Regions from separate parts of the Homo sapiens genome. Here region 2 is linked to region 1. Evidence: read pairs that join two places in POLR2A ChIA-PET (ENCODE). Cell type or tissue: GM12878. All regions are shown on one strand. Links, peaks and the distances in the headings refer to the core of each region. The heading gives the core; the rest is flanking DNA.

The links. ChIA-PET counts read pairs that join two places held together with the same protein. Peaks named below come from ENCODE experiments on the same cell type or tissue, not always from the same donor. Only the 100,000 strongest peaks of a DNase experiment are listed, where the experiment ranks them.
Region 2: POLR2A ChIA-PET joins it to region 1 with 5 read pairs; 3 of 35 experiments call an interaction of 5 or more read pairs at or near these places.

What each region holds. Positions count from the first base shown.
Region 1 is chr14:73,241,175-73,244,081 of GRCh38, reverse strand. All of the region lies in intron 2 of PAPLN (papilin, proteoglycan like sulfated glycoprotein), which reads right to left. It overlaps PAPLN-AS1 (PAPLN antisense RNA 1), which reads left to right. Exons shown (of 2, transcript NR_135248.1): 2 at 1-64. Among named protein-coding and RNA genes, the nearest start is that of PAPLN-AS1, 3.4 kb to the left of the region's middle. In GM12878, for the core only: no CTCF peak of the experiment used is centred there; a DNase peak (open chromatin) is centred at 1,211; H3K4me3 peaks cover 1,050 bases.
Region 2 is chr14:73,305,375-73,308,281 of GRCh38, reverse strand. All of the region lies in intron 6 of NUMB (NUMB endocytic adaptor protein), which reads left to right. Among named protein-coding and RNA genes, the nearest start is that of PAPLN-AS1, 61 kb to the right of the region's middle. In GM12878, for the core only: no CTCF peak of the experiment used is centred there; no DNase peak of the experiment used is centred there.

The sequences.
Region 1 (2,907 bases), core at 236-2,735:
TCTCATCAGTGAGATGTAAATACAAGTGTTGGGCAGCTGCCGCAAATAATCTCCTCAAGAGAGAGCCTGCGTGAGCCTTTGTCCTTTTCTCCTTCCTCCTGTACTCTTTCAGGCTGTCTGGGAAGCAGATGTGATGGCTGGAGTTGGAGCAGCCTTTTAGACTGTGAGGTAACTTGGAAATAGAGGCTTCAAACAGTGAAGCAAAGATAGAGGGACTCTAGAGCCTGGAGGATTTTGTGCAACAGAATAGCCCCAGACTTCTGACCCCTGGGTGTTTATATGAGAGAGGAATCATGTCTGTCTTATTGAAGAACTGTTATTTGGGACTCTACACAGGATTATAATCCTAGCAGGTACACTTTCCCACCAGAAAGATTGGACCCCTTGCAGCTGGCATCAGGAATCCACATGCCACACACACATTATCTCATTTCATCCTCACAACAACCCGACAGACCCCATTGCATGAATAAGAAAAGTGAGGCAGAGAGAGGAAACCACAGGGGAAGAAGTGGGCACAGTAGCCGGCCAGCCTCACTGCAGTCCTCTGCTCCCCTGCCGAGGCTGTGCCCCCACCCACCTGGGGGAATCAAATGAGACACTAGATGATTCCCTACAGGGTTGGACAGGGATTAGATGTAACTTCACAATTTTCCCAGGAGGCATATGGTGTACATGCAAACATTTGCTGGAAGGGGACTTTCTTTTAGGGTATCACCACTTAAGACTCAAGGAAAAATACCATTCCCACTTTTCAGAGAAAGAGCTCAATGGTCACACAGAAAAGCAGCCGGGCACGGTGGCTCATGCCTGTAATCCCAGCACTTTGAGAGGCCAAGGCAGGCAGATCACCTGAGGTCAGGAGTTCGAGACCAGCCTACCCAACATGGCGAAACCCCGTCTCTACTAAAACTACAAAAAATTAGCCAGGCGTGGCGGCGGGTGCCCGTAATCCCAGCTAGTCGGGAGGCTGAGGCAGGAGAATTGCTTGAACCCGGGAGGTGGAGGTTGCAGTGAGCCGAGATTGCATCACTGCACTCCAGCCTGGGCGACAGAGTGAGACTCCATCTCAAAAAAAGAAAAGAAAAGCAGGCTCTTGCTTTCATGGTGACCCCTGAGCAGCTTCGCTGAATCTCAGGTGAGGAAGGACGTTTACTCATCTCTAACATCCCTGGTGCCAAACATCTAGTTATCCTTGTCTTATAACAAAACCCAGAACACTGAAGCAGAACAAACCACGCACAAACCACGCTAAGCCTGCCGAACCACACACAACCAAGAAGGAAGGGCTTGCCAGATGAGAGGTCTTAGCTTTCACTTTGTAAAATATCTACTCCTTCAAGTCTAACTTGGACAAAAATCTCTAAGCTTTCGAAACCACTGAGCCAAAATATCAAAGTTTTCTCTGAATGAAAGTTAAACTGAAATTTACTTGGATCAAGTTTCTATTTCACAAGGAAGACACTGAGTGTTGAGCGTGAAGGGTGACTTTCCAGAGACAGCCTGCAGCCCCAGCTGGGATTCTGGCACCCGCCCCCCCCACACACAGCCTCATCCCACATTTTAAGTATTCAGGAGAGGTCTTCAGGGGTGGCTGCTTTCTTAGCTGCTGGGTTGGGCCTGGTTGTCAATTACCCTCTGACTAAGGCCTGTTTGGATGTCTGTCTTGGCTCCTTGGCACAGCAGCCAGCAAAATCCACCCTTCCCTGGAGCTGGGCTGGGTGTACTGGTGTGTGGCCAAGGGGTACCCCTGCCATGGAGCCACAGCCTGGCCATCAGGATAAGGCAGGGGCAGGACTGGCCTGAACAAGGGCCCCCTAAGGGACATGCTGTTTCCAGAATGCCCTCTTGCCTCCTGTGCCCAGCACCTGTAAGGCAGGTGTCCACTAGCCAGGAGCCCTAGTCCGTCCCATCCTAGAGCCGTGCTCTGTCCACACACTCCACACTGTCTCTCCAAGGAAGGAAAGCACCTTCAGCCACAGGCAGCATGAGCACACTCTTGCTCTGTAATTACCCAAACCGTGAACTGCCCGACATGGCGTGAAGCCGGAATGAGCTGATACAGCCAGCCTCACCTGGGGCCTGCCCTCACCTGTCTCATGCTGCGCTAGGCGCCCCACCCATGCCTCCTTCAACTCCCACCTGGAGCCACTCAGGGGTCCCCTTTCCTGCTGCACTGTTTCCAGGGGAATCAACTGCCCAATGTGCACGTGTGTAAGAGAGAGACAGAACACATGCACACCCGTGTGCAGACGGGAGCAGAGGCTGAGGCCCAGGAACACGCAGGCCGCCACCTTTATTCATTTACTCATTCTGTTCAGACTGACCGCTGACAGCATAAGTGATCCAGAGAAGGTGCTCGGACTGGGTGGTTCCTGCCCCAGCAACAGAGGGAGGCAGTGGAGCTGTGAGCGGGGCCACACCCCCTGCAGACTCACAGAGGGCAGGGAGAGAAGAATTCTCAGCCCAGGCTGCGCCCAGCCCCATCTGAGACTCACTGGGAGGAGGTGGCAGCCGGATGAGGCTACTCAGCGTGGCCTTAAGGGAGAAAAGGTTTAAGAGAACCAAGGGCGCTTTGGAAACCTTGATTTGTTTCATCTGCATGACAACCTCTGGGGTGGGCATTATTACTCCCAAATTAGAGCAGTCTAAGGCTTATTTGCCTAGGATCATGCAGCTGTCCAGGTGGCTCTGGGATTTAATCCTGGGGCCTGGACGCTGTCCTCGTGCCCCCTCCACCTGGGCTTTGGCCTTCATGCAGCTGGGCCACCAGCACGTGGTGAAGGACCTGAGAGTGGCATTTAGGAAGCAAGATTCATGGGGTGGCAGAGGGGACCGTGGGTAGCTGGCAGGTGGTCGAGAGGACATGAAAAAGGCTGCCTCTAGCCCACCCACCGCTCCAGCTGT
Region 2 (2,907 bases), core at 100-2,599, 64 kb before region 1:
CCTTGACTTCTCTTTTTCTTATACCCTACATCCACTCCATCAACAGTTCCTGTCTGCTTCAGCCTTCAAGAACCTAATCAATTCTCACTATCTCCACCACTCCTACCCTGGTCCAAGCCAGCATCTCCTCTTATCTGAACCATTGCAGTAGCATCCTACTAGCATCCTACTACCCCTGCTTTCATTATTGTCCTCCTGCCATCCCCTCTTGAGAGATCAACCCGAGTGATCTTTTTAAGACAGAGGCCCGGCCGGGCGCGGTGGCTCACGCCTGTAATCCCAGCACGTTGGGAGGACGAGGCGGGCGGATCACGAGGTCAGGAGATGGAGACTATCCTGGCTAACACGGTGAAACCCCGTCTCTACTAAAAATGCAAAAAAATTAGCCGGGCGTGGTGGCGGGCGCCTATAGTCCCAGCTACTCGGGAGGCTGAGGCAGGAGAATGGCGTGAACCCGGGAGGCGGAGCTTGCAGTGAGCCAAGATCGTGCCACTGTGCTCCAGCCTGGGCAACAGAGCAAGACTCCGTCTCAAAAAAAAAAAAAAAAAAAAAAGACAGAGGCCCGATTATGTTGCTTCACTGTCCCATGTCCTCCAGTAGCTTCCTGACCTACTCAGAGTAAAAGCCAGTCTTTTAGGCCTTGTAGGCCATTGCATATGAATCCCCTCTTTTTCCTCTTTTATCTCCTCCTAGCCTTCCTCTTGCTCCCTCTGTTCCAGCCACACTAGCCTCCTCAGTATTCCTTAAACAAACCAGGCACGCTTTCACCTCAGGGCCTTTGTACTTGCTGTAACCTCTAGTCTGGAACGCACATCATCCAGATATATGTGTGGCTCACTTCCTCATCTCTTTCCCTTCACTCAAAAGCCCCATTCTCAGGCATTTACTGACAACTTCTTAAAAAATCCAAACACCACTCTCCCCCAGACACACACACACTCCCAATTCCTAGCTATTTTTTTTTTTTTTTTTAAAGACAGAGTCTCACTCTGTTGCCCAGGCTGGAGTGCAGTGGCGCAATCTCGGCTCACTGCAAGCTCCGCCTCCCGGGTTCATGCCATTCTCTGGCCTCAGCCTCCCGAGTAGCTGGGACTACAGGTGCCCGCCACCACACCCAGCTAATTTTTTGTATTTTCAGTAGAGACAGGGTTTCACTGTGTTAGCCAGGGTGGTCTCAATCACCTGACCTCGTGATCCACCCGCCTTGGCCTCCCAAAGTGCTGGGATTATAGGGGTGAGCCACCACGCCTGACCCCTAGCTTTATTTTTATCTGATAGGGTTTATCACTGTGTGTCATACCATACATTTTACTTGCTTATCTCTTCCTCACTGAAATGTAAGCTCTGTGAGGACAGTGATCTCCACCTGTTTTGTTTACTGCTGAATCTTCAGTACCTAGAATAATTTGTGGTCCATAGTAGCTGCTCCAAAATATTTGAATTAATGCGTAAAGGAATGAATGAGAAATGTACTGCTCAAGTTCACCCTGTTGTGGGAGGAATCAGATAGGTAAAGACATGGTTACCAAATTGTGTGACAGTAACAGGTGCTCCAGGAGCAAAAAGGAAGAGTGAATGTGAAAGGTTGTAATGAAGGCTTCTAGGAGGAGATGACACCTAGGGCTGAGCCTAAAAACTATGAATTCCAGTTAAACTAACTTAGAAGAGAAAGAGATTTCAGACAGAAGGAACAGCACTATCAGGGACATTGGGATGAGAGAAAACATGTTCCACACTCATTCATTCATTCATTCATTCAACCTAGGGGTGTTGAGAAGGAAACAGAAGATGAGACCCAGATTTCGTTCATGGATGACCAAGGGGTTGGTGGAATCACTCATTGTGAGAAGGGATAAATTTGGTTTTGGACAGGTTGAATTTGAGATGCCTCTAGAATTTTCATTTCAGCTACTATATACCTTTGAAATATGAACTTAATATTGGAATAATCCCTAGGTCTCCCCTCCCCCAATTGAAGTGATTTGGCAAACTAGAAGAGCTAAATTGCCTCCCCAAAATCTCTCCTTTACTGTGTAGTTCATGACATGCTCCATCCTTGTGTTTTCCTAAAAGCCTTTAAGTGCCCCTCTCATTTAAGAAAGTACAGGAATAATGAACCTTAGTGTCTGAGACTAAAAGTTATTGTACTCTTCCTGAGCACAGTACAATCTCAAATCCTGAAGAAAGTTGTGTTTCTGTCCTTTCACTGCTTTGTTCTTTGGGGTATATTCACTGGATTTTGGAATTATAAGACAAAATTTATTGATTACACCATTCTGTTCAGAAATTCAAATATTAAATTATAGACTTCAAGGCTTTTCTTTTCTGATTTAAAAAGCAATGAAGCTGGGTTTCCTCTGAAAAAAGTCTCGTTTGTTTATTACAAGGCACACTGTATCATGGTTCCCTGGTTTATATATCACCATTACTCTGTAATGCCTGCCTCTGTGTAGATGTGACGGAAAGACTGACCAGTGATTCTTTACACATTGGGAACCTTTGAAGACCTCTTTGGTTTGTAGCTGAAGGAACTTTGCACAGTAGAATTGCAAATCACTGTTGTTCTGAGAGTGACTTGCTCTGCCCTAATTGGTCTGTTTGCTGCTGTTGCTTCTTAATATTTCAAAGCTATGCAAAATGATGTTTCCATGTGTCTTTATAGCATTTCTTCACTTCAGCTTACATTAGAACATCTGCTTAACCCTTTTGCTCTTACCTAGCGTATGCCCGCAGAGCTGTCTTGCCTCCAAATGTCATTTTTATTTTTGTTAATTAATGGCATGCTCTTATCTCACTGGTGATCTTGGGGATCATAGAATTTTAGAGTTGGATGGCACCTTAAAATAGGTAGGATATAAATACATTTGTCAGAAAAAAAAAAGAAAATGAATTCGGGGACACAGTTCC